Linked DNA regions of Mus musculus: region 1 is linked to region 2. A link is a loop called in an ENCODE intact Hi-C map of the cell type or tissue named here. Cell type or tissue: left cerebral cortex. All regions are shown on one strand. Links, peaks and the distances in the headings refer to the core of each region. The heading gives the core; the rest is flanking DNA.

Region 1 (15,070 bases), core at 3,370-11,369, 320 kb before region 2:
TTAGGTGGGCTCCCACCAGCCACGGCATATACTCCTCCAAGGAAAGTCTATTGACTAAGTGTCATCTTTGAACCTTTAATCTCATAGACTTTCCAACTACAAAGATTCTATCATCTGAGTATTGTCATTGGATTTGTTTGTTTGTTTCGCCTGATCTCCTGGGCTAACAGGGACTCATCCACATGGTTACCTTAAAGACTCTCCTCTGAGGAACAAGCAGACCCAGAGCAGCAACTTCTGCTGCCCCCTCCCCCTTCTACAACAGCAGTCCTCAGACTTGCTAATGCAAGGTTAACACTGGTCCCTCAAGTTGTGGTGACCTCCAGCTGTAGAGCTATTTCATTGCTACTTCATTACTGTAATTTTTCTGTTATAAATCATAATGGAAATATCTGGCGTGCAGGGTATCTGATGGACTATGAAAGGGGGTCCCGACCCACAGGTTGAGAACCACTGTGCTAAGGGCTACCATTTCCATTAAATTACCTTTCCCCTTCCTGTTAGAACTTGGCTTCATGCCCATGTTTGTTCTTGAGATCTGTAATGCTGCCTATTTGCCTGTTTTCTTAGCCTCTGGCACATTTTTACAAAGGTACCTCTTCCCTCTCCTTTTATTTACCGAAGTGACTCCTTTTTGAGTCAGGCTCTCTGGGACAGAATGCTGCTTTGCCTTCGTAATGTTAAGTGCCACTTTGCTTTTCTTTCTTTCTCCCTTTTCTTTGGGTATTGTTTTATGACCCTCACTGCCTGGTTTTGTCATCCTCTCCAGGACCCTCTTCTTCTCAAAGTTGCCAAACTCGAGGCTAAAGTTCTGTAGATTACAGTGAGCTGCTTCTGTTCCAAGAGAACAAGAGAATACAGTCTGTGTCCTGGAGTGGGCGAGCCCTTCTCCCCTGCCAGAACTTAGCTCTGTTTCTTTGGAACAAGGGACTGCTGGCCCCTTTTGACTGCCATGTTTCAGGCAGGAGGTCAGGTCGGCTGTTTGTTTCTCGTTTGCTTGTGATACTTTGTCTCTATGTGTAAAATGCAAGAATTGTATTGTTTTGCACAACATACTTTGTACATCTGTGCAGACACCTATGTAGCTCATTTAGGGAAGGTTTGCTGGTGCTTTGGCCAAGAGCACTCTACTTCCTTTTCCCAGAGTGGGATGCTATGCCAGCTGCTGCTTTTCTTCCAATGTTCTCCCTACTCTGAGTCTTTACAGTACTTCATTTCTATTGTACCTTCTCCTGCCTGCATGCACAGCAACTTTCCCCATATGCCAAGGACCAACCTGGAGAAGGGGTGTCTGGGAGCAGCAAAAAGAAATGACTCAAAGTCAAATTGTAACTGGTAAGACCCATTGGACATCTAACTTACATATAAATAGCTGCACAAACATCAACAAAGTTTCTTTCAGAAAAAAAACTAAAGACTCTTAGAGGTGACAATGTTTCAGTTCCATCCTCACCTCTGTTTCTCTTAAATTCTTTTTCAAGATTTATTTATATATTTAATGTATTCACCACTGCGGTTTCAGACACACCAAAAGAGGGCGTCAGACCCTGTTACAGATGGTTATAAGCCACCATGTGGTTGCTGGGAATTGAACTCAGGACCTCTGGAAGAGCAGTCGGTGCTCTTAACCACTGAGCCATCTCTCCAGCCCTCACCTCTGCTTCTCAATTGCTCCTTTTCCTTTTATTATTCAGCTGAACACTTTTTTGGGGCTATTATCAAGATGCCTTTATAATAAAGTAAATTTTGCTTGGTGTGATGGGCACATACTTAATCCCAGCACTCTGGAGGCAAAGACAGGTGGATCGCTGTGAGTTCGAGGTCAGACTGCTCTACGGAGTGAGATCTTTCCTCAGAAAAACGATGATAATAATGTAAATTCCATTGATACAGGAAACTGTTTTCTCTCACACATCTAAACATCTTTCAAATAGAATGTCCTATATAACCAATGGTAGTTTATAATTCCTGCCAGCTCCCAGAAGTCAGGACACAAGGACACTCCTCGAGCTTGACCTTAGCTATCATTCAAAGTGACTGATATGACTGGAAGCCCTCAGTTCATCAACCCTTGGAGAAATACTAGTGCTGTTCAAACACCTACCTTAAACTGTCTCTGGCAAGATCAAAGGAAGTACAGCATCAGAGATTAGGAGTTGGGCCGTGGAGGGAACTCCCGCAGGCAACATTTTCTTTCCTAAGAAACTGCTTTGCTAAAACTCAGTATGGCATCTAATAGAAATGCATAGAAAAAATACAGACAGGGACAAAAGTGATTCAGAAGTGCCAGGCTCAAGGCTAAGTAATTGTAATTCTGGAGTGACTTTTAGTTATAGTTGTGTACGTGGTAGTGATAGTTTAAAGTCCCTTTTGAAATTTAGAAATAAATGATATTTAAATAAGAACGAACCTTTAAGACCCAAGTGATAAGAACCCAATGATCATTCGTGGCAGTATTCTTTCCTTTCCTTGGGGATCCTAAAATGAGGTGCCACTCACCCTACAGTACCATAAAGTCCCCGTAGACACCTCAGACCCTATAGCACGAATACACAGTCGCAGCTCTCAAGGTACCCATAAGCCTGGAAACAGATGGACAGTGTGCTCAGGATTGAACACACGCAGGCAAGGAGGAGAAAAAGGCAATAAGGGGGGCTGGGAGGGTGCTGGAGAGATGGCTCAGTGGTTAAGAACACTGACTGCACTTCCAGAGGTCCTGAGTTCAATTCCCAGCAACCACATGGTGGCTCACAAGCATCTGTAATGAGATCTGATGTCCTCTTCTGGTGTTTCTGAAGACAGCAACAGTGTGCTCACATACATAAAACAAATAAATCTAAAGGTTATTGTCATACCCCACCACCACCCACCACCCACCCCGTTGCCGCCGTAGACACTTAGAGGAAGGATGAGGTCACATTTCTTCATGTCTAAAGTGGAATACTAAAGTCAGGAGCTTTACAGAGTAGCGGGTAGCGGAGGCATCTCCGGGGAATGAAGAGCAGGACACTTTGGCCACAGAGTTCACTATTCCTTTTTGTTGTTGTTGTTGGGTTTTTTTTGTTTTTGTTTTGTTGTTGTTGTTTTTCGAGACAGGATTTCTCTGTGTAGCCCTGGCTGTCCTAGAACTCACTCTGTAGACCAGGCTGGGCTCAAACTCATAAATCTGCCTGCCTCTGCCTCCCGAGTACCAGGCATGCACCACCACTGCCCGCTTCACTACTCCTTTCGACTTTACCCATTAAAAATTTTGATGAAAACGGTGAACCTTGCTCTTAGAAATAAAAGCACACATTCATAATAATAATAAAAAAAGAATTGTCTAGTATCTCTGGGGATTTTTTTCACTTTCGGGCAGCATGAGGGGCAAACGACCAGGGGAGACGGGTAATGCCAGTAACTAGGACAGAAGGCTCACTTCTGGAGATGAGGTTTGTACCTGACTTTTCTGGAAAGGAATGGAGGCTCATCCAGGACTGAAGGAGCAGAATTCACTTGGGAACCCTCTCCAGCATTGATTGGAATGATCTGAGCTTCTGATGAGGTAAGACGGTCCTTAAAGAGTAGCTAGGAAAAGAAATATAGGGGGTGGGGGTGGGGGAGGGTATGCCCGGCTCTTGGCAGGGAGCTTGACTCCTACACACACACACACACACACACACACACACACACACACACACACACACACGCCATATTTTATATTTAATATAGGGAGCAATGGGAAGATGTTGCAGATCATTAAGGAGAGTAACTATTCAGAACTCTGGTTTAGGAAGATTAATTTTCGGAGTAGGTAACCGCGGGAGGAGCGAAGTTAGTTTATGGCAGTTGCCTTTTTAAAATATATTCTTCAGATCCATTCTACTTATTCAGCTCGCCACCCACCACATGGCAGGAAGCCAAGCCTTTAGTAGGCATTTGCCAGTCCTGAAGAGAAAAAAAGACATAAATTCACTTTGAGGTTCCTCTTGTAATGTCTCTATTCCTCAAAAGGTGGCGCTCTTACAGCACTATTTACAGAGCCGGATTCTTTCTCTAAACACATTGCTTCCAAGCAGAAAAGCTGTTTTTCAGGGGGAACTCACCTTCTGAGGACAATGTAGAGGCGGGGAGGGGGTGATGATAGCTAGTATGAAAGATTGATGGACAGCCCTTTTATGTCTCAGTATTCCGACCACAGTAGGCGCCCTGAATACAGTTCTATATTAAGCATTTTAATAAGGGGAGAAGTTTATGAAAAGCTGCCTCTCGAAGCAAGACATTTTACGTCTTGCGAGATATATAGACATATATTTGAGGAGTGGCGTAGCTTAGTTCTAGGAAGGCTTCCACTCATAGACGTCAAGCAGAAAGCATAATCTGCAACGCCATTGTGAGTCCATAAATCTGCGTGCTGTGTGGAAGGGCCAGTTTATGTCACAGGGAAGGGGGTCGTTCTCCAAGAGCAGAGTTTAGCTGTACCAGGTTAAAGCTGTAGCTTATTGCTATGAAACTGTCTGTGCTTTGTCTTTGAGTCTGGGAGCAGATCTCTAAGAGAGGCACGTTAGGTGGGTTAGAGACGGCGGTTCCAGAAACAGTTGTGGTTGGGTTGGCCCCAAACTGAAAAGTTTAACTTGAAGCCATGGAGTTTGATATTAAGTTATTTTCTCTCCATTAAAATGTGCCTTCCAGAAAGGAGGGAGGGAGGATCTCAAAGTTACCCACTTCACAAGACCCACCCCTGAAAGGTGAGGTAAACAGTAGCACTTACCTTACAGGTGTATGAGAGAGAGCTGCCTGCCAGTGGGCGGGGAGTCCCACCGATGCTGCTCTTGGGAGCAGCCACCCATGCTGGGGTGGGCTGTTTGTGATGCCTTGGAGTTACTCATGCTTCTCTAATACTCCCTTCAATCCCAATCCCCCTATTAAGCAAACCTATAAACTCACTAGTTCTTCGTCCTAGACTTGGGTGAGATGGTTCCTCGGTTTGCCTTTGGTGTCCTATCTGGGGTGAACAGCGACATGCTTGTGCATTCCCCGGTGAACTAAGACATTGCTTACTTAGACTCTCGGGCATCTTTGTCAACCCTCTACTGTTAAAGACTTGGAAGCAATGGGGAGAAGGGCTGTAGCACCTGATAGATGCTAATGTAATTAAAATTCATCAAGGAAGTGGTGAATAATTCCATCGAGATGGCCGTTCCAATTCCAGCCAGGAAATACTCAGGAGGCTCCAGGAGGCACGGATGCTGCAAGAGCCAGGCTCAATTGGTCTTTTCTTCATTGGTGCTTTTTGAGTTGAAACATCTCGTTACACTTTACTCAATGACTAGTCCCATTTTACAAAAGCCTGATCCTTACTCTTAAAGACTAAGCAAAAACAATGGCCCTTTATCTCTAGAGAGAATATATATTTGCAGGCTTTTGTAATTTCCAATGTGTGTTGCTTCCTGAAATATTCAGCAGTGAGCCCTGCCATGAACCCTGGGTGAGGAACTCCAGCTGAAACTCCCTTACCAGCAGGCTGGAGAAGAGACCTCAGAAGCCAGGGGCAGAGAAGGAAGAAACAGGGGTGAAGGAGTAACCTGTGCAAAAATCTGTTCCGGGTGCAGATAAGAAGGGGATGGGCAGAACAATTGCTCTCTGTGGGAAGGCTGCTCTCTGGACTTGCCAGGTTGCAGGGAGTAACTTAAGGGCTGAGAACCCCTGGAAGACAGTGTGCAGAGCGATAGACCTGGAATCCATGGCTAAAGGCCTCAACCAGAACTTTCTATGGAGTCTAAATGGGCGTTGCCTCAAATGACAGAGAATCTGACCGATAGGGAACAAAAAAGAGAGCTCACCTATGGAAGAAACTGACGGGGATGCCAACAAGCACTGGAAACTTCCTCTCCAATAGCAGATCCAAACAGCCATCTGCTCCATGCACCCAGTGCTGAGAAAGGTCTAGAACCAAAGCCTGAACTGTAATCTTTTTCACTGCCCAAATGTGGTTGATTTCTTTTTCAGGATACTCTCAGGCTCTTTGAGGAGCCAAATTAAAAAAAAAAAAAAAAATAGAGATGGTTTCTATCCAAGGCTTCTTTAAATCAAACCGTCTCAGCGTTAGGTCCTGGCTTTGCCACATTCCAGTCTGTGACCTTGAAGCCTTAAATCTGTTTCTGAGCTGTTATGTAAAAAGTAACAACGCGCTCTCTACCTCATAAAACTGCTGGGAGATAAAAGCGGTGGAGCTCAGTAACTGATCACCGCCTTGGTAATGGATGCTGAACGTTGAAACTGTAGCAGAAGCCTAAGTCCCCATCCTCAGCTGGATGCTCTAGCTGCTCCCCTGGGGGCCCAGCATTCATTACCCAAGGACTGCACACCTCACAGCTTTCTCAGGCATATTATGTATGAATACAGGGTTAGTCCACAGCCTTTATGGCTTGTCTCTACTTCTTAAAATGAAAAGGTCCATGCTATCTTAAGACGCTAACCATGCCCTTTTCCTTAATTCTGTCCTCAAGGGTAAGGGTTCTTTATGTAGGAAAAGATTACATTAAAGGAGTTTACTCAAGAGGCAAAAGCAGATGGATCTCTGTGTGTCAGAGGCCAGTCTGTTCTACATAGTAAGCTCCAGGCTATCCAGACTATGTGGTGAGACCCCGTCTAAAGAAGAACAAGAGGGAAAAAGGAGGGATGGCACAAAGTTGACCTGCAAAATAAAAGCTGGAGAAACGTCTTGATTATAAACATGTGCCACTCTCCCGGGGGACTTGAGTGTCCTCAACACCATGTCCATCAGCTCCCACCTGCCTGAATCCCAGTTTGTCACCCAAGGACTGTATACCTCAAGGCTTCCTCTGGTGTCGTCCCAAACAGTTCTCTCCTGGCTTTTCTGTGGGCACCGTTTGTGCACGTGCGTACACAGAGGCACAAATGCACAGGTACATCAGTAATAAGCATTTAAAACCCGGGGTGGGGAGTTGTCTCTAGACCTTCCCTGGGTTCTGCTTCGCTGGAGGAGTCATCCCCACTCTACCTGGCCAGGAGAACCACCGAGAAGCTAACATTTGCACAAGATGTCCTAGGAGTCATAGTTTTATTCCTAGCATATGCATTGTGAAGAGCAAGTCTTAGGCAGTCAACTCAGTGTTGGAATTAAAAACTCAAACCTGCATCAAACCCTTCAGTGTCCTTTAGCCTTCTCTGTAACAGAAGTAATTTACATCTCTCTCTCTCACTCACACACACACACACACACACACACACACACACACACACACACACACACATCATAGTCGGCTCTCAACCTTTGTTCTGGGGCAGCCTCAGGAAATCTCCATCTCCCGAGGGAGCAGCCTCGAGATGATGTCAGTGTTGACTCCCCGGGGAGTACCTTGCCCACATCTTCCACTAGAGGCCTGAGGCAGTGCCTGTGGTTTCCTTAGTGATGTGTCACTCCACTCCAGAAACCCCGGGCAACCCCTCCAGAACAGTGACTCCCACTCCATCCCTAGAACAGGTGGCATGCCTGCTGTACCAGGGCTCTCACTCAGAAGTCACCCCCATGGCTTGCTTCACTGAAATCTCTTGCAGGTGTGGAGTGCTGGCTACCAAAACCCTTGTTAGCCGGGCCGGGTATTTCCAGGCAGATCTCTGCATTTTCCAGGTCCACATTGGATCAAGGTCCAGGGCAGAAGGGAAAGCAGACAGAGCTGGCAAGCTTGTCCCAACCAGGACAAAGTCAGTTAACTCTTTGGGACTGGAGGCAAGAAGAGAGGAGGGAAGGCATTGGTCCCCTACATTTTCTCCTAAGCCCTGATCCACACAGCAGACCCAGAAGCCCCAGCCTTAAACCCACTTAGTACCAGTCAGCAAGAGGGGAGATGGTGCCTTTTTATTAAGGTTGACATCAAGCAAAGCACTAAGAAAGGATACACAGAGGAGGGAAGGGGCACACACAGTCACCACTTCGGAAGGTAGGAGCACATCAGTTAAGGACACTCAGGACAGCCACATGCTCCGTGCCCTGGGTTGAGGAGTGGGGCATAAAAGGGAAAAGAGCAGAAAGCGCCATGATAGCCTGGGGCTTGCAGACGGGTCTGAAGCCCCCTGAACCTAATACTAGAGCCACAAGCCCTGCCCCTGAGGGCTCACACACTACTACACAAGTGGACACACATAACACAAGACATTATGGAGGCAACACCAGAAAGCAGAGGGTACCGACATATTGACAGGAAAAAAAAAATAATAAAAGGAACTGAAGTTAAGCAGGTATAGCCAGAAAAGACAGCTTGGGGCTGCAGCGCCCCCTCCCCCAAGAGTTCCTCAGATGTCCCCTTAAATCTGGACAGTTGCTGAGCAGTCCTAAGTCTCTGCCTGCGACCTGAGCACTTTGTTCTCTAGGCCCAGGTGAGTGGCCAAGCAATCCCAGGTGAAGTCAGCGACGGGGCAGGCTCGGCTCTGCATGCTCAGTGCCAGAGCTTGAGCTCTTGTGTCTTCATGCACATCAGAGCCAGCTCCTCCCAGCCTAGGGGCCCTGGGAACCCGAGTACCCTGACTCCTAGGGCCGCAGTTCCCTCCTCAAGCTTCCTTTACCCATCAGCAGTTGCAGAGCGATCTGTAAGGGGGAGAGGTTTCCGCAGAGCACTGAATATCTTGGGTTTGGGGAAAAGGGTAAATTTCCTGTTGCCAGAACAGAATACCCCAACTCCTTAATTTCTAGGTAAATAGAGATTATTTGCCAAAGTCCTAGATGACTCCTTTTTCAGAATAGAAAAAGCAGAATTTTATTTACATAATTCAATGGTCCTCCTGTTTCCTAGGAAGAGGGGAAGGGGGCAAGGTAAAGGGATAGATGAGAGTCCAGAGATGGGCACGTCCTTTCTGGGAACCTCACCTTTCTGCAGTTTGCTATGATGCCTGCTTGGGTGGAATTCGCGATGCTTCCAAAGTCCTTGACTCTACAAATCCTTCTGTGAGGGAGTCTCTCTCCCTGACCTATAAGGACCACGTTTGAAGTGAAGAACACTGCACCGCACTGTTCAGTCCCCTCGGGTTAAGCACTTGGAAACCCAAAGCCAGCGCGGGTAGTTGGTTCCCTGGTGGGGTCTCCCTCACAGAGAGGCCTCGCCCTCCAGCTGCAGCAGGGTAATGTCAGGAAGGTCGGGGGGCTCCACAAGTGGCCCATCCTCCCCAAGGAGACCGGGGCTCTCAGAGAGCTCGCAGTGACTGGTGGGTGTGGCGGGGTTAGGTGTCTCTTTCTCCTCTTCGTCCTCGTCTTCATCAGGATCACGACCCAGCAAGCCGCTGTCCTCGATCCCAGGCGAAGGTGTCTCTGGTTCATGGGGAACACTTGGGAAGCTCCCCTTGCCGCCGGCCACGCCCAAGCCTCCCTGGCGGGGCGCAGTGGTCATAATCTGGCACATGGAGACTATAGCCCGCTGGTTGGCGCACACGTCGTCCGACAGAACCTGGATGTGCGAGGCCTGCTCGTCCAGTGCCCCTCGCATGGCCCTCACGTCCTCAAACAGGGCCTGCAGCTGGGCCTTCAGGTGCTCCATCAGTTCCTTCATACCGCCGTTATACTCCCCAGAGATCACGTCCCCCACGGCGGGCACCGTGGACACCTCCAGAGGCGCTGGCATGTCGCCGCCGTCCTTGGTCATGATCTCCAGCAGACTGTCCTCCATTGAGTGGCAGAAGCGGGCGGTGGCAGCTCTGGGTCGTGTCCAGCGGGCCTCCAGGGTGGGGGAAGGGTGTGGAGGGGGAGAGGTCCCGGGAGGGACGGGGTGGAGCCCAGGGACACCTAGGCTCCCTAGAGGGGCGGGGAGCCTACGTGAAGAGAGCGGCCCCAGGCAGAGGACACGGGCGGGATCAAGGAGGGCTGAGAAGAGTCTATGGATCGAAGACCTGTCTAGGGTCCCGGGACCAGGATCTTCGGGCTTACCCAGGGGGCAAAAGTGGCTTGCCCGCTCGCCTCCAGTGTGGTACCTATGTCCCCGCCGCCCTCCCGGCAATCACCGACAAAGAGTGCTCACAGGTCACAGAGGCGCTCGCAGAGGGCTCGGGGTCGAGACGGGGACCCGCAGCGCGTCAGTCTCGGGACTCCCCCCAGCCATCCACCAGCAGTGCCCGCGAGTGCGGCTGGAGAGGCAGGGGCGGGTCTCCCGGCGGCGCCGCGGATGCTCCCCCGTTTCCAAGGCGACGCACGGCACGTAAATGACGTGTGTCTCCATGGCAACGAGGAAGTGAGGAAGAAAGAGAACAGGGTTCCGAAGCTGCAGTGAAGCTCTGTTGTATGGGCTGACGGGCGGGGCAGGGATGCTGCAGTAGCCTCAGAGAAGCTGCAAAGAGCATGTGGCTGCAATGTTTAATAGGACAGCATGAGAAAGCAGTTTGCTGCACGACCCCCACCCCCAAGCCGGAGAGAGACCGTCTGCCTGGGGGGGGGGGGGGGGCTTTTCACCCGCTCTCCGCATTCCTTCCTTGGAGGACCATGGGAGAGCCAGGTCCATCCTCCAGCGGCCCACAGGACTGGGTAGCGATTGTTAATAATCCCAGGCGAGCTGGCAGCACCAGGCTTGGAGGTGCAGAGGAAGGCGGAGGGAGGCGCGACCGATCTGCTTCTCCCTTCTGCAGCAAAAAAAAAAAAAAAAAAAAAAAAAAAAAAAAAAAAAAAACAAAAAACAATTTTCCCTCCCTCCAGAAAGCTCAGGGTGAGATACAGTCTCTTATGGGACCCAGCTGTTTCTACCCAGGTTGGGGGGGTATGAAAATTATGAAGCTAAGTACTTAAATTCCGAGAATGAAAACTCCATAACAACAGATTCCCCTCCCCTGCACCCTCCATCACGGAATCCCCAGCGCTTTAAATAGCGTCCGAGACGCAGAGAGCAGATGATGTATTTGTGGAATAGCTACTTAAATAAGAGCCACCAAGTACCATTCTCCTCCCCAGGATTCTCCAGCCCACACATAGTGGACTTCAGAAGACCTGAATACAATTTCCTTTCAGCCCTTAATGACTGAGAGACCTCAGCTGACATCGTTTTCTTGACGGACCGAATAATAGTGTTTCTAAATCTGAGTTAACACTGGACCGAAGTGCAATTGAGTGAATTATTAGGGCCAGCGCCCCTAGTTCCCATCTTTAGATGCCCACTAACCACCCCTGTCCTTTGTGAAAACTCCTTCCCCTACTTAGAGGGTAGAGCAGGAGAAGAGGAGGAGGAAGAAAATTTGGTTATAATATATTTAGAGACGACATAGGCTGGGAAGGTAGTCATCTTGTAGGCTATAACACGCTGACATCGCTTTGATAAAAGGAAGCCAAGTGGTCAAAACCCTGAGTTTACAAGACTCTGGGAAGGAGAAGTAAATGAACAGTGCTGTCTAACTGTATAAAAAATTAAGTGTGGGTGAGTGTCATTGGTCACCTGTAGTTCAGTAACTGCAAGTGTGTTTTTTAATTTCCCTGGTTGTATGTCTTGGCGATGAAGAGTGTCCAGCCAGGTTTTTGAGGCACCAAAGAACAGATTCATCTATGCCTGTCTTACTGCTACTGTTAAAATAAAAGCAAATTAAACTATCTTAAAGTGCCCAGGGTCGGAATGTTTACATAAATAACTTAAGACATATATTGGACAGATGTGAGAAATTTGATTTCCCCAAAACAAAGATGAACACACACACACACCATGCAGTATTGCTTTCTAAAAACTAATGATTAATCTTGTTTCCTTGCTCCTTCAACAAATTTGTTGTTGCTCTTGCCTCTGCCATTCTTGCCATACATGGTCAATAAACTTTAGATGATCCCTAAGCTGGCTCATGAAAGAGCAGAACACTTTTTCTTGGTATCCCTCGGCACAGAGAGTTATACTTTGACTCTCACAGGCTCACCATAACACACATGCACTCGTGTGCAAATGTCTGCTGTTTGTTTTGTTTTCAAACTACAGGAGAACTAGAAACAGAGGCAAGATGCAGCTGAGCTTACCCAGTATGACATCTAATCACGATGTAGCAAAGGTTCTCAGAGCTTTGCAGGACCAGTCCTGCTGTCGTCCCTCCCATGGGAACCTTACTATAGTAAGAAAAGACTGGCATGTTCTGCAGTCTTTCTGCCATGGGCCATTCCTCCCCATCTCTTCTGTGGCACCTCGCATGAAGAATTCTATCTTGATGGTTCTCTTCCAGAGTGCTCCCTGCCTTCTACCCTTGAAGACCGATCCTGTTCTCAGTGAAATGCTTCCCACGTTTGCTGCCAAGATAGGCTTACGTCAGACCTAGCCCTGCTCAGTAGGAGCTGGGTTATGCCATCACACAAGGCCCTTGGCCACTATTGTTGCAGGTACTGTGTGTCAGGGCTTTCAGCATCAGAATATCATGTCGCTCAGAGGCTCTGACCATGCAGCACCCAGAGAGCACAAGGGGTCTGGGCCAAGAGGGAGGGGAATTTCCTGGAGAAGCACTGAAGATCATGGGAAGCAGGTGCAGAGGCCCAGGAGCGTGGCTGATCCAGTCCAATTCCAGGTCAGACATTTGAGAGGGTAGGTGGGAACTTGGGGAGTGGGGTGGGAACTTGGGGGTGGGGCTTGAAAATATAGGGAGGAAACATTGGTTATGTTTGATTAAGAAAAACAGATTTCATAAATTCTGCATGAAAATCAGAGATGGAGGAATACATAGTCTTTGTATTTTAAGGGTGGTGTATACAGGGAAGGAAGCCTTCATTAGCTGGTTGGGTTATAAGCTTGGGTCAATGGGATGCCAGACTCTGTGGATGAGTACCCCAGCCACACTACTAAACTATTCAGAAGAACTTGTCATAGTGTGGCTTTAGTTTCTGGGTGTCACTGTAGCTGTGATGTCCTTTTATCTCACTCTGATTAGCTTGTAGGGAGAAGAGACCTCACACTGTAAAGGTAGCCTCCATGATGTGTGCCCAGTCCTAAGTATCACATTCTTATGAAAACTGCGATTCTGAGTAGACCTTGCTGTTTTCCTGGTCTTCATTATCTGTCTCTGTCTTATACGGCTGGTACAATAAATCTGATAAAGATGCTTCCAGGCTCGGGTGTAGAAGAATACACTAAATCAACTGAAAGTCTAGCTGCTACGTGTTAGTCTAAAATCCCCAAACAGTCATTCCCAAATATAACTTACGAAGCTGTGTTCCTTTCTCAGTATAAGACTGTACCCATTGGTCTTTTTGTCAGCTTGACACAAATTAAGGACACCTGGAAAGACAGAACCTCAGTTAAGGTACGGTTGCCCCCAGACTGGCCTATGGACATGTCTCTGAGACATTTTCTTGGTTGCTAATTGATGCCTAGCCCGTTGTCATAGTTAGGGTTTTACTGCTGTGAATAGACACCATGACCAAGGCAACAGGACAACATTTAATTGGGGTTGGCTTACAGGTTCAGAGGTTCAGTCCATTATCAAGGCAGGAGCATGGCAACATCCAGGCAGGCATGAATCAGAAGGAGTTGAGAGTTCTACATCTTCATCTGAAGACTGCTTGCAGAATACTGACTTCCAGGCAGCTAGGGTGGGGGTCTTAAGCCCACACGCACAGTGACACACCTGCTCCAACAAGGCCATACCTCCTAATAGTGCTGCTCCCTGGGCCAAGCACATACAAACCATCACACCGACGGTGGGTGGTGTTACTCTTGGCAGGTGATTCTGGGTTGTAAAAGAAAGGGAGCTAAACCGGGCATGGTGGCGCATGCCTTCAATCCCAGCACTCGGGAGGCAGAGGCAGGAGCATTTCTGAGTTCGAGGGCAACCTGGTCTACAGAGTGGGTTCCAGGACAGCCAGGGCTACACAGAGAAACCCTGTCTCGAAAAACAAAAAACAAAAAAAAAAAAAACAAAAAAAAAAAAGGGAAGGGAGCTGAATCCGAACATGGAAGCCAGCCAGCAAGTAGCACTCCTTCACAGCCCCACTTCAGTCCCCAAGTCCCTGTCTGGAGCTCCCTGCAATGATGGAGTGTAACCTATAAGCCAAATGACCCCACCCCGACTCCGCCCCAGGTTGGCTTTGGTCAATATTTTACCACAGCAATAAAGAAAGCAACTAGGAGAGAAATCATTACCAGGTGTGGGGTACTGTGGGACAAGTGAGCCCTGCGACCAAGGGAACACTGTGATGGTCCTGACCAAGCTTTTTGGAGAGGATGGTAGAAGCATTTGAAACTTTGGGCTGCAAAGTTATTGAGTACTTAAAGTTTGGTGAGCTGTTCTGTGGGAAATTGGAAGATGCTGCTGAGAGACTGCAGTTGGCAGAGGCATGGCCTGTGAAGAAGTTCCAGGGGGGAAGCAGAGACTGACCTGGATGCTTGTGCGATGTTTGGGGTTACTGATGTGTGCAAGTGAAACCTTTGCTTTACTAGGATAATCCTTGCTGGTTGGCTGGGGCTGAAGACTCGACTATGGTTAATAAAAAATTAGTATCATTGAGGAGGAAGAATTTTCTGGGTGGGTGTGTTCTTTCCTCGGGGTAATCACACAGAAGAATAATTTCTGTTTCTTTGGGGGCAACTGTTGTTAACAAATTACTTCTCACAGTTTCTGCCTATTTGGAAAGGAATTATACTCGTACCTGTGTGACATGGTGTGTGCACCAAAACCTTCCCTTCTCAATTGTCAGATTCTAAGGACATCTTTGTGTTCCTGAGCAGATACATTTAAAAACAAACAAACAAAAAACAAAACAAAAAACAGGGCTCATTATGTACCACAGGATGGTCTGAACTCTTGATCTTCTTGCCTCAGTCTCCTGGGTTGCAAATGTGCACTATACTAGGCCTAATAGTGAAATGTCCTACTTAGTTAGTTAGTTAGTTAGTTATGTGGGGTTTTTTTTGTTTGTTTGGTTGGTTGGTTGGTTGGTTTGGTTTTTCTGAGACAGGGTTTCTCTGTATAGTCCTGGCTGTCCTGGAACTCACTCTGTAGACCAGGCTGGTCTCGAACTCAGAAATCCACCTGCCTCTGCCTCTGCCTCTAGTTATGTGTTTGTTTGTTTGTTTGTTTGTTTGTTTTATTAGGGAGTTGCACACAAGTTCAAAAGTACCTGTTGGAGGTCAAAAGA
Region 2 (15,070 bases), core at 4,757-12,756:
GGTAGGACTCCACCTATACTCCCTCCAGCTCCCAGACTCTGTCTCTATCCTATTTCTGGACTTGTGGGGGTTTAACCAGATATACGGAAGGGGAGTGGGTAACAACAGGGGAGGGGAAGGGTAATGCCCAGGGGTGGTTTCAGGTCGGGTGGATGTCTCTACCTCACCCTGGCTGTTCTCTCTCACAGCTGGGCACACCCTGGAGCTGATCGAACCCCTCATAAAGTTCCAGGTGGGGCTGAAGAAGCTGAACCTCCATGAGGAAGAACATGTGCTGCTCATGGCCATCTGCATTGTCTCCCCAGGTACGGAGCCTGGCAGGGAGGAGCTGAGAGACCTGGGAGTCCGTGGGGACTGTGAGGGACAGAGACCTGCTCAGAGCCAGCAGGGCAGTCTGAAAGAGGAATGAACAAGAGAAGCGATAATGAAATAAGGAAATGCTAACTTTGCTGGGTTTACATAGCCCAGAAGGCATGTGGAGGGGTCGCTCAACACATGTGGCTTTGTCTTATGGAGGCCAGGATGATTCATGGGACTTTGAGGAACCAGATGAACAGGGTTCCACAGGCCATTCATAGGACTTGGGTGTTCCCAATACTCAGGCTCTGTTCTAGTGTGACCCCAGATGAACTTTCCAGTCATCTGTGGTTCCTCAGAGGCAGGGCACAAATCCTTGGGGAGTAATTGATGCTTCTGCCTGGGTTGACTTTGAAGGCCAAAATGGGGGGGGGGGGAGGTACTGAGAAGGAAGTTGTTGTGGTCTTGGAGATGTTATATTGGTGATAAAGCCCAAAGGACAGAGCCCTGGCTCAACCTGGACCATGTGCACACAGGGGACAATCTAGTGGCCTGTGGCCAGGAATACCAAGGCTGAAGGCCCAAGGGATAGACATAGGCTTCCCTCCTGAGGTCCAGATGGCATGTGCTCACTTAATCACATGATGGTTTACTGAGCACCTACTATGGCCAGACACTGGGCAAGGCACAGGGAGTCATGGGAAAAAGGATAGACTTCTGAGAGTTAGGGAAAAGTAAATGCTGGTATGGACCCATCTGCACTATAATGAGAGTTTTGAATATGAAGATGCTACTGGAGAGATCCTGCATAGATCTGGGTCACGGAGATGGAGGGTTATCAGGAACAGCCTTCTTCAGGAAGAGCTTTGAGTTTGTTCTGTGATAACCAGTCAGCCAGGGGGAAAGACAAGAGCTGATGCCCAGGCAAAGGGGAGATCTGTTAGCGAGAGTGGGAAGTACCTGGATACCAAAGCAAAGACTGAACCTAGAGACAGAAGGAATGGGATGAGGTAGGGACAGGACCAGATGAGCCCAGGAAAGGACTTGGTCCTAAATGCAGGGGATGTTATGGGGAACGGGGGAGATGCTGACATAGGGCACCTGTGTGGTGGATACTGTAAAACTAAGCCACAAGCATCCTGTCTTCTTCCATCCTGTGACACAGACCGACCTGGGGTACAGGATGCTAAGCTGGTTGAAGCCATTCAGGACCGCCTATCCAACACACTGCAGACCTACATCCGCTGCCGCCACCCGCCCCCGGGCAGCCACCAGCTCTACGCCAAGATGATCCAGAAGCTGGCTGACCTGCGAAGCCTCAATGAGGAGCACTCCAAACAGTACCGTTCCCTCTCCTTCCAGCCGGAGAACAGCATGAAGCTCACACCCCTTGTGCTAGAGGTGTTCGGCAATGAGATCTCCTGACCAGGGTGGCCTGCAGTGGTGCCTGGGTAGGGCCGCTCCTCTGGGGCCCTGTGCCCAGGCCCTGGGCTGGTTGCAGCCCAGCAGTGCCTCCTGCCCCTCCTGGAGTTCAGCTCCTCCTCTGCCGTGGCCCGTGTCTGTCTGGCTCATCCTTTCTCCTGCCCAGCCTCACACCTGATCTCCCTTTCCTGTAGACTGCAGGTTGCTCCTGTCCCTTGAGATCTCAGTTAGGAGACACTGCTGTTTATTTGACAAAGAAACTCAAGTGTGGGATGGGGGGAAGAGGGTAGAGGGCAGAGGCTGAAGGCAGAGAGCTCTGCCTAGGGAATGCCTCCGCCATAAGGGGCCACTGCTTGTGTCAAGGGAGGCAGGCAGAAGAGATGAGTCCATTCCTCAGGGACAGGTACCTGTACCTACCCCGATTCCAAACCTACCTGCCTGGTGAGAACTCCTGCCCCTGCCTACAAAGGGTACACAACCTACCCATCATCCCTAGTGTGTCCCGTCTCCTCCTGCCACCTGTCTGTATTATTCTGACCCAGGGGAGTCAGTCACTGTGGGGCCTCCTTCCTCTGCTGGTATACTCATGGACTCATTCACTGCCAAGATGACCAAATACTCTACCACACTAACCAAGGAGCCCTCCCTAGCCCTGCAGTTCCCACCTTTGAGGTTTTGTTATGGTAAGTCCCCAAGTCCAGTACCTCTGGTAAAGTGGACTTCTTCCCCCATCCCTAGAACCAGGGACCTAGAAACCACCATTGGAAAGTCCCCAGGGAATGGAATACAGAGCCCAAGCAATGAGGAGCAGGCAAAGCCAGCCTCCCAGCAGGACAACAAATGGAGGTCCATCTATCTTTGTCACCAAGCTGAGGTGTCTGAAGCCTGGAGCTACTGGGACCCCTCCTCTCCTCTATAGCTATTAGATGTGTCAGGACCAAGTTGACCCCAACTTTCAGAACGTCCCTAGCCCTGTCTTCATCCCTTCCCCTGCCAGTGCCTTACCACCTACCCAGGAAAGCAGGTCCTTGAGCCACCCAGGCCTTACAATTTGATCACCAAGAGTATCCCAGAAGTTATCTCAGCTTCTCCATCACCCCCACTTGGAGCAACAGTGTCACATCTCCACCCCACTTACCAATAAAAGCTACCCTTTCCACCCAGTGGAATGGGATGGCAGAAAACCAACAGTGGCCCAGATGGACCTCCAAGTCTGCTTTTCAGGTGTAAAGCCAGACATGAGCTCTCCCACCTCAGGGAAAAGGTAGAGGGGGCAGGTTAGAACTTGTGGTACAGTGATATTGGTCCAGTTCCTCCTGACTCTTCACTCTACCACCCAAAAGTCAATGTAGACCTACGAAACGGTCAGGTGATGGGCTAGGGACGTATCTTCAAACTCCATTTCTTCCTCTGTAGTAGCCCAGTCCAGGACTTTGGAACCCTGGTCTCATTCACCCCAAATATACTTCTTGCTGATCATGCGTTGTGGGGGTGTGGGGGGACCCATGCAGAGGAGGTTCTCTTCATAAGGGGGACTCACAGAAGGACCTTCCAGTGAATGTTTGACCTAGGGAATGCAGCCACACTGGAAGCACCAATAGAGGGCTAAGGTCAGACGGAGCATGGCCCCACGAGCCCCAGATTCCCTGAAAATCCTGAGATCAATCACATTTAACATCAGAAGAACCCTTAGTGTCCACCTGGCCCTATGTTTCCCAGAATTCAAGCGGAAAACATCTGAGAATGGCTTTCCCATATTGCATTACGGCATGCAGAAGGCTTTATTTTAAAGTCATTCCATCAGAGGTGTTCTCAGAATTAGACCCCACCTGTACTGTGTTCTAACACTGAGGGTGGTGGCACCTGATTCAGAGCAGTGTGTGTGTGTGTGAAAATACTGTATATTAATGATTATTGTTACTGCACACACACACACATACAAAAAAAAAAAAAAAACCCTAGAGAAAGACCTTTGATTTTAGCAGCAGAACACATTGATCTGGCTTACTACTCAACAGGAGGGAAAGTCTGAAAGTTGATAAGCTAGTTCGACTCCTTTATAATGAGAACCTGACATCAGAGGAGAGTGTGATTTACCTGGGCTCATATAATTAGAAGCATCTCCAGGCCTGGAGAAAATTTGAACTTATGGTCCCGGGCTGCTTTGTAGTGAGCCTGTTTCCACTGCTCTGGTAGCTGAGCCAGGCTATGAGGAAACCCTGGATATCAGCATAAACCTATGTCTGGGACTACGATCCCTTTTCCCTGGGTAATAAACTCAGCCACCCATCCTAAGGAGGCAAGCACTTGGCCTCTTTGAGTGAGACTTGGCTTTAGGACTCTCTGCATCAGCCTTGTGTGCATCAGGCACTGGAAAGCCTCTGTCTTCCCAGCCCTTGCCTCTCCAGGAAACTCCACAGGCCTCCAGAGAATACCAGTTTCTCAGCCCAAGGGGTCCATCACTGAGAAGTGCCCAAAGGGAAGTCAGGGAGCTGGGAGGAAAAGACAGCAGGACCAAGTAGGATTCCGAAGCCGAACTGGGAGAGAACAGCATCATCTATTTTTATTCTGAATGTACAAAGGCAGGGCCTTGAAAGAGCTCACACTTCCGAGGCGGAAATGGGTACCAAAATGAGAGATCAGCAAGATTTCCCAAGATAGGAGAATCCTCCTGCTGCCTGCGTGGGAGAAAGTAGGGGAGGAGTCCAAACCAGGCCACCAGAGATGGTTGAGATAAATGACAAATCTGGTGGAAGTCAGACATGGCTCTAAAGAGCTTCCTAAGAGACTTCCCGAGAGAGAGACAAAAGTGTTTGTTTGTTTTGTTTCCAGGAGCTTGTCAAATAAACCAATGAAAAAGCTTTGCCGATGATAATAAAAGATGCTCACACTTTCATAGCGCTTGCTACGTGACAAGTACCGCTGTAAATAAATGCCTCATGAAAACCAACTTGCTTGCTCTTTGTAAGGACCCCGTGAAAGATGCGCTGGTTTTGTCTCCACGTGGCGGAGGGGATTCGTCACCCAAAGCTCACTGGTGGTGAGGGAGGGGTGGGATTTAGACCCGGGTACCTCTCTCTGGAAGTCTTAATTAATTGCAACATTCTACTGCCCCCTACAGAGTTAAGTGGTGTGACAAATGATAGGCCCTCTTGCTACCACCCTAAGTAGGATGTGAAGGCTTCCGTTCAGTGATGGGGAAATGGAGGTGCTGGATCACAGAGTGCTCCCCCACACACACACTAGAAGTATTTGGCCTAATGTGTTAGCCCCAGTTAGGTGTGGCCCTTGCCAAAGAACATCAAGAAAGAAAGCCAAGTGATCACTGGTAACATTAGCTCTTGCGTTAGAAACTGTTGCTCAGCCCAGACTCAGGGTGTTACAGTAACCCCTGTGCACAAATACGGCTCCATGAGGCCCAGTGGAGTGAGATACACACAAGAATTCTCAACCAAGGACTTGGAATTGCAAATGTCACTGCCGAGTCCTACCCAGGTTTTTTGTTTGTTTGTTTGTTTGTTCTTGTTTTTAAGGTTAGTTCAGAAACCTGGGAGTGTGGTTTACTTTAATTTGCAGAAACATCTGAAAAGTTTTCAAGCCACAAACTAAGATGTCCCAGCAGAATGAGATGGGAATAGAGGAACCTGGAGCCAGAGCTAGGGGCCTTTGTCATGAAAAATAAGTTGACTTAGAGACAGAAACCCATAGCTGCCTGAGGCAGGCTTGTCTCTGTCTGTAGGAATGTGAAACTGAGAAACAGCTCAAATCCTCGGTGTTCTCAGAGATGATGCAGGAGAACACACAGTCTAGAAAAACGTCTTAAAATCAGATCAAAGAGATTTTGAGTTTTCACAGGCCAATCTTCTCCTTTGTTCTATACCTGCACTGTTGAACCACATAATTTCTGTTATTTTTTTTTCAAGACAAGGTTTTTCTGTGTAGCCCTGGCTACTGAACTCACTCTCTAGACCAGGCTGGCCTTGAACTCATGAGATCGGCCTGCCGAGCGCTGAAATTAAAGTCATGCAGCAGTATGCCCTGCTGAATTACTTGGGAGGCAGGGGCAGGCAGATTTCTGAGTTCGAGGCCAGCCTGGTCTACAGAGTGAGTTCCAGGACAGCCAGGGCTACACAGAGAAACTCTGTCTCGAAAAACAAAAACAAACAAACAAAAGAAAAATTGAAAATCATCAAAAGCAAAGGAAGGAAGAAGACGCCTAAGCGCCTGCCCTGGCCCTGCGGTGGACACCATTACAATGAGCACATATTTGATAGGGAGCCGGGAAAGACGGAACACACAATAGAGAGAAGGGAGAAAAGGCTAAGCCGAGAGGTGTGGGCACTGTGGAGAGAGGTGGAACTGGAGATGTGGTGGTGGTGAGGAACGGGCAGAAATGAGAAGCTGTGGTAAGGTCCTGCTGCTGTCAAAGGCCATGTCTGGGTCCATGGTGCTACTGCAGCAGCTGGGGTCTCTAATGATGTCCATGGTCCATGCTGCCACTGAGGGCCATGTGGATGTCAGTGGGCTGGGCTGACCATGCCTGAGACCATGGTGATGAATGGAGGCTATACTTATACCAGGAGCCAAGCTGATCTCAGTAGCCTATGCTGCTGCCTGAGGCTATGGTGATATCCTGGCCTGGGATGCTGCAGGCTGTGTCTGGGTCCATGGTCCTGCTGCAGGTGGGGTCTATGTCAATATCTGTAGCCTGAGTTATCACCAAAGGACATGCGAATATCTGAGTTCTGAGATGCCATCGGAGACCATGTGGACATCTGAGGGCCATGCTGCCACAGGGGGCATACTGATCTGAGTGTCCTATGGTGCCACCTGAAGCCATGGTGACATCCAGGCCCATGCTGCCACAAGGGGGCCATGTCTGGGTCTGTGGTCTTATCCAGCCAGGCCCTTGTTACCACCAAAGGTCATACAGATGTCACTGGTCTGGACTACTTCCTGAAGCCATGTTGATGTTCAAGCCCTGTGCTGAACTGGCCCTGCCCTCACCAACAACCATACTTAGGAGAATTGGCCTCGCCCCTCACTGCTGTGACACCTGGGAGAGTGTCCCCACTCCTTGCCTGGACAAAGCGGGAGAGCTAGCCCTGGTGGTGTGGGTGCAGGAGAGCTGGTGGGCTGACCCAACTTAGCTTCCACCCAGGCCCAGATCTGGGTCTCTGAGTTGGCTCACCCCACCATCTACCCCATCTATGAACTGCTGGAGTGTGTGAAGGGTCTAGTCCTGAAGACCCAAAGCTGTAGCATCTCCATGACACAGGGCAACTACAGGATATCCAAGAGGAGTTACAGTGAAGAGCCGGGATTGATAGTGTAGCAGAAGCCAGAGGGCTTGAGCCAGACCTGACTCATTGCAATGAACATTTGAAGTAAATCCGTCTGGGGCAAAAGGGTGTACTGTGTGATACACTGGAACACACTACAACTTCCACAGTGAGATTTTGTTGTTGTTTGCTTGTTTGTTCTGTCTTTGTTTTCTTTTGGGGGTTAGATTGCAAGGGTAGAGGGCAGATATGAAGGGATGGGGAAATGAGTGCGATCAGAATGTATGATGTGCAGTTCACAAAGAATCAGAGCTAAAAAGTTAAAAAAAAAAAACAACAAGAAACTCACAAAAGAAGAAAGAAAGGAAGAGAGAAAGAAAGAGAGAAAGAAAGAAAGAAAGAAAGAAAGAAAGAAAGAAAGAAAGGAAGGAAGGAAGGAAGGAAGGAAGGAAGAAAGAAAGAAAAGAAAAGAAAACCAAAGGACAGCAATGGTTATGTGGAGAGACCCTGTCTCAAAACCACAAAAAATAAACAAACAAAAGGGCGTTTCTACTAGACATTTCAGGAAAAAAAAAAAGAGTCTCATAACTGTGGAAAAAAAAAAACGAAATGAGCATTCAACTCTTTAACTGGATAAACCATGGCTCTCAGAGTTACCAGTGCTCAGTGGCCTCAGAGCTACCATGAGGGATAATGTCCTTTGGGCAGGGATGGTCATCCCAAGCCGTCTTCCCTAGTGCTATATTTTTGGAGACAGAGTCTTACCATACAGCACAGGCTGACCTGGAACTTACTATTGAGCACAGACTAATTTCAAACTCAATCCTCCTGGTAGTGTGAGGGAGGAGATGTTGTGGGCGAGGCTCGCTACTCCAGATAACAGCTCCGAGTCTCCTGTATCTGCACTTGTCATATACTGGGGAGTGTTTTGAATGGGGATCAGGAGAAGCATACCCTAAAATGTACTTTGAGGGCCATAGAGGACTTCTCCATACTGGAGAGAGGTCTCAAGAAGTAGCTTGAGACAGAGGGAGAAGCTGCGCTGGGAAACATCCCATTGGCCTAATGCCTCTCAAGGAGAGCCTGGAGTTGGGCTGGCCTTTGGATGATATCCAGTTGAGGAAGATGGATTTTTTCCACTTTTACATCAAAGAGCCGTTAGATACAGGCTGTCCCCAGAATTAGGGGTGACCTTGACATGTCCTTGACATATACCAAGGGCTGGTAGGAGTGAAAGATATTTCTTTACATTTTATCTACCCTGGAGAGACCTTTTTCAGAGGACTGTTCAAACTTGAGGAGAAGGTAAAATTATCCCAGTAGCTTCCTTGTGGATCTGGGAAGGCAGACATCCCCCTTCACAGGGTCCTTTGAGGCTCTCCCAGAAGAGAAATCTGAGCTGGAGCTCCACCACTAGGGGGAGTTACTACCCTACAGCAACGGCCCCCCAAGGTCCTTTTGCTGAAAGCACCTGATGGTGTTCCCCTCCCCTTACCCCAGAACATTGGACACCTCAAACCAGGGCCTCCTAAGGTCAAGATCTTGTATTTGTGGCCTCTACCACCTACTTGTGCCGAGAGTGAGCTAAGCCTCAGGCTGCCCATAAGGCTGATTGTGTGTTCTTTCCAAAGTTTCTAAGCACAGACTCACAAACAGACCATTTGAGACACTAGCAGTGGAAACCACAGTAACAGTTAAAGGAGGAGACTACTACACCCAGTCCTGAGGTTGTTACATGATGCTTCTGAGCCTTAGTTTCTTCTTCTATAAATGGTAGCAGTAACAGTAGCCACCTTGAAGGGTTACTGTTGCTACAAGTGTGTTAAAATTCATCACAAGGGCTCAGTGGTTAAGAGCACTGATTGCTGTCCTGAATTCAATTCTCAGCAACCACATGGTGACTCACAATCATCAGTGATGGGATCCAATGCCCTCTTCTGGTGTGTCTGAAGACAGCTACAGTGTACTCATATACATAAAATAAATAAATCTTAAAAGAAATTCATCACAGTAGCTGGCACATAGCCATCGACCATAAAGGCCTGCCAGCATCATTGCTGAGCTGCAGGGTGACCAAATAAATATGCCCTAAGATAGATGGCATTGTTCCCATGCTCTGATCACTGATTCTTGGAGGCTTGATTGTCCCCAAATGATGTCTTAGGCCTCTTCTTCAGATCTCTGCCTCTTGCTAGGGGCTTCTGTTCCCTAAATATCAGCAGCTAAAGAAAGTGTCATTCAAACATCTGGCCACCAGAGGGCGTGTGAGCCACTTAATAAGCCAAATTGGACCCAACCAAACCAGACTGTGGGCAGCTGGGAGTGGAATCCAAATTGAGACACAGAGGACTATGGTTACTGCTGTCACCAGCTTCTTCCATCTCAGTCCTTTCTTCTCCAACTTCATCCCCACAAAACAATAAATGACGGAAAAGAACAGACAGCAGCAACCGCTCCCCACCTCCTGACGTCATGGCGCGTGGGTCACACCCACCCCGGAGGTTGACGGTAGTACGCGCTCAGAGAAAGAAGACGCTGCACAAGTTTAAAGAATCCGATCTGATCTGATGGCTTTGGTTGTGCCACGTTTTCCCCGCTCACGTATCCCAGCATGCAGTGTAAATCCCACCTCATCTCTCCAGGGTCCTTGTGTTCCTGCACCAGATGTTAAAAGTGATCAGGCCAATGCTGTATCCAACAGGTTCCAGTTCTCTACTTGTGCGTGTTGGAGCCTGCGGCCCAGCAGTTCTCAGATGCTCAGCCAGAGGACTCTCTCGCCTCACAAAGAGAAGGAACCCTGAGAACTTTTGCTTTTGTAAATTATATCTAGCTGCTAGGTGTGATGGTAGACAGCTGTAGTCCCAGCACGCAGGAGATGGAAGCAGAAGGATCAAGAGTTCAAGGCCAGCCTAAGCTACATTGAGAGTCTGAGGTCAGCCTGAGTTACATGAGACACTGTCTAAAAAAAAAAAGAAAAAAAAAAGAAAAAATGGCAATATTTATGATATTAGAAATCAATACAGGGATTTAAAGTAAATACTATTACCTTTCTAAATATAACAAAATGAATCTATCTGACATTAATTTAAACGATTGTTATTAAAAGGACCATTCTTTGGAGCAACACTAGTTTAATGACAAAGAATACTGTTTTCCAAAGCGCTTTAATGTTGGACATAACAGAAGCCAGTTAAACTCTTTATCAGCTTCTGCACTCAGCCTGGTGTGACATCCCAAGTAGTCATAGAAGCAGCTTGGAGGGAGGGGAGGCACTATATCATTAGGAATAGGAATGAAAAAGTAAATACTGTCTTGGTAGTGTTATTATGAAAGGAACTGAAAACGGTTGCTATTGCAGAGTCTCCAAGACCCACAGGGGCCCCGAGGCTACCCCTTGGGGCCTATGCTGTATGCTTTCTGCACACTGCCCCCCCCCCAAGAAACCCCCTGGTCCTTTACCCTTATAGTTTCCTAAGACAAGTTCCATTTGCTCCTTAAATCTCCATCTCAGACTTCATGGTTTTCCCAGCTCCCCTCCTGACTTTTGCCACCCTGCACCCCTGCCCCACCTCACCTGCCCACTTTGGGTAAACATCACACTTTCACTGTGCCATAGAAGGAAGGGCAGCATGCATTTCGAGTTTGTTTACCAGACTGGGACAAAGTAGGGCTTCCATAGATCCAGCCGAACATGTGGATGGATGAACATGACGCAGTGGACTGCCCACCTCTGTGAGCATTGCAAAGACCTTTTTTTCCCACAGTAAACATCGAGTTTTAAAAGTTTTGGTGTCACAGGTCTGTAATTCCAGTGCTCCAGCGGCAGGGGCAGGAAGATTCCAGGGGCCAGGATAGCTGGAGCTTTGTATCAAGAGACTTTCTCAAAACCAACCAACCAACCAACCAACCAACCAACCAACCAACCAACCAATCAACAAACCCTTTGCTGGGGAAATGAAATGGAAATGTTTATGCAAATGTCAATCCTTTCCTTGAACTTGGGAGAGGTGGAGAGTTAAATCCATGTGGCTTCAAATCCAACATGCCCACTACCTCTTCAGAAAGCCTCTGCTGTATCTCCTGTCTTCTCTATCTGGCCAGATGGGTGTTTGAACCATCCGGTATCCAAATATTCCTATCAAGCTGACAGTTTGTATTAGGCTGCTCAAGTCCCTTGGCGCCTCATTTTGTCCTCCAGTAGTCTCTCTCTCTCTTTCTCTCTCTCTCTCTCTCTCTTAAATTTGTTGATATTTTGTCTGCATGTGTCTATGTGCACCGCACACATGCCAGGTGCTCAGAGGAGTCAAAAGAGGGCATTGTGACTGGAGTTACAAATGACTGTGAGCTACCATGTGGGTCCCAGGAATCAAACATGGTTTCTCTGCAAGAACAAGTGTTCTTCACCTCTAAGCTAGTTCTCCAGCCCCATCTCGTACTTACAATACTCTCCTGGTCTTTACTCTTCCAACTTAGGTAGGTGTTGAAGGAGATAGAGTTGAGGCTAACTCTCCTGCAGGTCAGCCTTTGTGTGCATTAGTTGGGAACTCTTTGGTTCCGTGTAAAAGACAGCACGGCTCATGAGGGAGGGGTGGAGAAGGAGGCTGTTTGGACAGATTAGATCCTCTGCATGCATGTGGGGAGCTTGTCAATGACTCAGGGCCCATCTATTACGCCCCAAGTCTTATATAGACCTAGAGGATACCTGTAGAATTAGACCAGATCTGAACCCAGGGTCAGAATCCAGGCTTATTGGATCCAGGACACTCAAGAAGGGAAAGTCAAGTATTCAATTCCAAGCTGAAAATCTGTGCTGGACTCCAGGGAGAAAGGTCCACCCTCCAGAGTCCTAACCTGCAGAGAAAGGAAGATAAAGGGACACCCCAGGCAGTCCTGGGGTGCAGGGCAGAGTTCTCATGTAGACCCCAGAAGAGACCTCTGCAAAAGACCTTGCTGCTCTCGCCCAAACCCATTTAACTGGAATCCCGGCAGCCATCTGTGAACACCTGTGGCAACTGGCCAGCCCCAAGAACAGGTGCTCTGCCCTGGTCAGCGCCTGGCTACCCACTCTCCCTCTGCCTTCTAGCAAGGCCAGACAGATCAAACAATCATGATAGTGGACCCCAAAGCCTGTCCTGACAAGGTCTGAGAACTGAAGGTAACCGGACCAGGTATGAAAGGCTGGGGCTCTTTGTGTCTGCCCCTACCCAGGTGCCTTCTCCCACCCGGGACCCCAGAGGCTCAAGGGAGTGGATTCTGCATCGCCCCGGGTGATAAAAAGGGGATGGGGTGGGGGGAAATGATAAAAAAAAAAGAGATGGGGGAAGCCAGATCCACTTCCTCGATGATAAGAACCCCACCCTGAGGGACTCCCTGCTTTCTGCTGTGTTTATAGAGGAGGGCTGGAGGGGCTGTAACAGAGACCAAAGAGGGTGGCAGATGGCGTATTAGTGGCTCCTGTTGTGTTGCAAAACTTTTCCTGGGGAGATGCCCCACATACATCTACTCAACCCAGATAAGGAACCCACAACAGACCGAGTCCAAATACCACCCAAATCCAACTTGGTGAACCAATGAGTTTTATTCAAGTTACTTACAGGTAGATGAGTTGAAGGGTTACTTACAGGAGCAGAAATGACTCAAAGATAGCTGCATCACCAAAGTCCACCCTAGCAGAGGTGACAGTTCACAAAGCTGGAAACCTGGAGTACGCGCTCAACCTGCAGGCAACCCAACAAGTTGGAGAATGTCCTTTTCGGGGTGCCTCAATTGGTCTGAACCTTTCCGAAGCAGCTCTACTGGTTATTGCCTCGTCCTGGTAGCCTTTCTTGCCTGAGAGTCCTCTTTGAACACTGGCAGGTGAATCCTGTCAGTTTCAGGGACTTCCTGAAGCTGTTTTGTTGTTGTTTACCTCCCTTCTTAAGGAGCTCCCCTGGAGGATGGAATGTTTTAGTCTTGGAGGAGACTGATATATAACACCTGCACAATCCTCTGTCCTGAAAGATCTCCAGACATTGTTTGTTTGGACGTTTGCTGGTTTACTTAGTAAATGCTCACTACAGCTCTTCCCTAAGGTAGACTAAACACAGTACTGGACCAGGAGGACCACTTAGGCAGATAAGCTCTGTGGTCTTATCAGCTCTTTCTCCACCTGTCTCCCCAGTCTTGGTCAGAAAAGCCAATTAGTGAATGAGGGCATGGGCTTCAAGAGTTGGTCTTCCTGGGCCATTGAGATGGCCATCAAGTCTGATGACCTGAGGCTAGCCCTTAGAGCTTACGTACATGGTAGAAGAAGAGAACAGAATCTCGTAAATTTCCCTGCCGCACTTGCACTGTAAGCATGTGTACCTGCTGCCCCCAACTCTCTTCTGCCCCCACACAAATGAATCCCAGCACTTGAGAGGCAAAGGCAGGTGGATCACTGTGAGTTCCAGGACAACCTGTCTACATATCGAGCTCCGGGCCTACAGTGAGACCCTGTCTCAAAAAGAAAAATATATCAACAATATTTGGTTTTAAAAGATGGCTGAGCATAGTGGTACATGCCTTTAATTCTAGTACTCAGGAGGCAGAGGCAGGCTGCTGACCTCTGTGAGTTCTGAGCTCCTCTACAAAGCAAGTACAGGATAGGCCGAGCTGTTACACAGAGAAACTCTGACTCAAAAAGTAAAATAAAATAAAATAAAATAAAATAAAAAGGAGGGGATGGCCATCTTGGTAACATCTAAGTGACCTTGGGGAAATGGCTTGGGCTGTCTGAGCCTCAGTTTACTCCCCTGTGAATGTCAACACAGAGTTTTTTACAATGACAACATAAGGGAGAGTTGTGGTACGATGCCTGGTAGCTTTGTCTAAGGCAGCAGAAAAAGCACACAGGGGTGGGATGGGACCCAGCCCCACCTATACTCCGGGGATGTTCTCTGTCTCTTCTGTAAAAACTGTCACTGTTCCCTGAAGAAAGGTACCATGATAACTAAAGGCAGAGCGCCGAGAACCGTGCCTAGTCTGTCAGTAACTGCTTGAGAGACGCCAGCCTCGATTGCGATATTCCCCTCATGCTCGCAGATGCTCTCCTCTACCCAGTCATGCCTTCCTTCCAACCTGTTCCCACTAGCTCCTCCCCCAAACCAGGCTTGGCAGAGGCAGGAGCTGAAACTCACAAGCTCTGCCCTCTAAGCCGCTCTTGTAACCCGGCCTGGAAACTGGGCACACCCGGTGCCAGGCCATGCCCAGTCCAGAATCAGAGCAGGGGCAGGCTCTGCAGAGGCTGGGGGATCTGGTAGTGGAGAACTTGTGGAGGGGTATCTGGCCCTGGGCACTGTTATCTGCATGCCATTATCTCCTCCCACAAAGACTTCTCCACCCATAACCCCCAACCGAGATGACAGACCAGCAACTGTCTCCAACCGCTCTGATTCGGGATAAGGCCAGACCCTGTCCCCACTGCCACAGACTCCATGGCCACCCCTCCCTCTGCCACATTTATTGAGAACGGGTTGCCTATCTCTCTGGGAATGAAGCTGGCAAGGAAGGAGACACCCCCCGTATCTAGGAGACCTAGAGCCAGGATGGCAGCGGCCTCTGACAGAGTTTGTCTGCTCTTTCATTCAGGGTTCTCAACACAGACTTTCTGCTCTTGCTTCTGCCATGTCTCCTTTCTCAGGCTGCTCTCCCCCACCCTGAAGCCCCGAAGCTGCACACCTGGCTCCCACATCAGATAACCCAACCACAGCAGCTCCCCTCACCCGACCCCGCTCCCACCCTCTCCTCACGCCTCACCCCCTTCCTCCCCTGGCTGTTCTACCCTCTAGCTTCTGATGCACCTCCATAGCCCTAGAGAGGGTCAGGGAGACTCAGAGCCCTAGCTGGAAACGATGGTGTGAGAGTTGACCCCCGCTCAGCATGTGCATGTGGAACACAAAGACGGAAACATACGCTCTGCGCCAGTTGGAAACAATGATGGGGAAGGGACCCCAGCCCAGGCCTTAAGGTACGAAGAAGAACAGGCCAGATACACTGAGGAGGTGGGGACTCTCAGAAAAGTGCTGCCTCTGGAGCTGGGGCAGAGCTGG

What was found. Hi-C counts contacts between places; a loop is a spot of excess contacts. Peaks named below come from ENCODE experiments on the same cell type or tissue, not always from the same donor. Only the 100,000 strongest peaks of a DNase experiment are listed, where the experiment ranks them.
Region 1: it touches region 2 in a loop (2.2-fold over the local background); 7 of 42 quality-filtered maps call a loop at or near these places.

Annotation. Positions count from the first base shown.
Region 1 is chr15:98,162,905-98,177,974 of GRCm38, reverse strand. Ccdc184 (coiled-coil domain containing 184) reads right to left here and starts at 10,169. Exons shown (of 1, transcript NM_177716.3): 1 at 7,841-10,169. The coding sequence starts at 9,659. The coding sequence ends at 9,084. It also overlaps a transcript of Asb8 not described here. In left cerebral cortex, for the core only: CTCF peaks have their summits at 3,988 and 7,388; DNase peaks (open chromatin) are centred at 9,424, 9,564, 10,200, 10,858 and 6 more places; H3K4me3 peaks cover 4,152 bases; H3K27ac peaks cover 3,916 bases.
Region 2 is chr15:97,844,024-97,859,093 of GRCm38, reverse strand. Gm33690 (a long non-coding RNA gene) reads right to left here and starts at 11,619. Exons shown (of 2, transcript XR_384427.4): 1 at 11,442-11,619. Vdr (vitamin D (1,25-dihydroxyvitamin D3) receptor) reads left to right here. Exons shown (of 10, transcript NM_009504.4): 9 at 189-305; 10 at 1,463-4,667. The coding sequence ends at 1,722. It also overlaps a transcript of Hdac7 not described here. In left cerebral cortex, for the core only: CTCF peaks have their summits at 4,849, 8,425 (motif pointing right), 9,240 (motif pointing right) and 9,785; DNase peaks (open chromatin) are centred at 7,884, 8,508, 9,273 and 9,714; H3K4me3 peaks cover 420 bases; H3K27ac peaks cover 519 bases.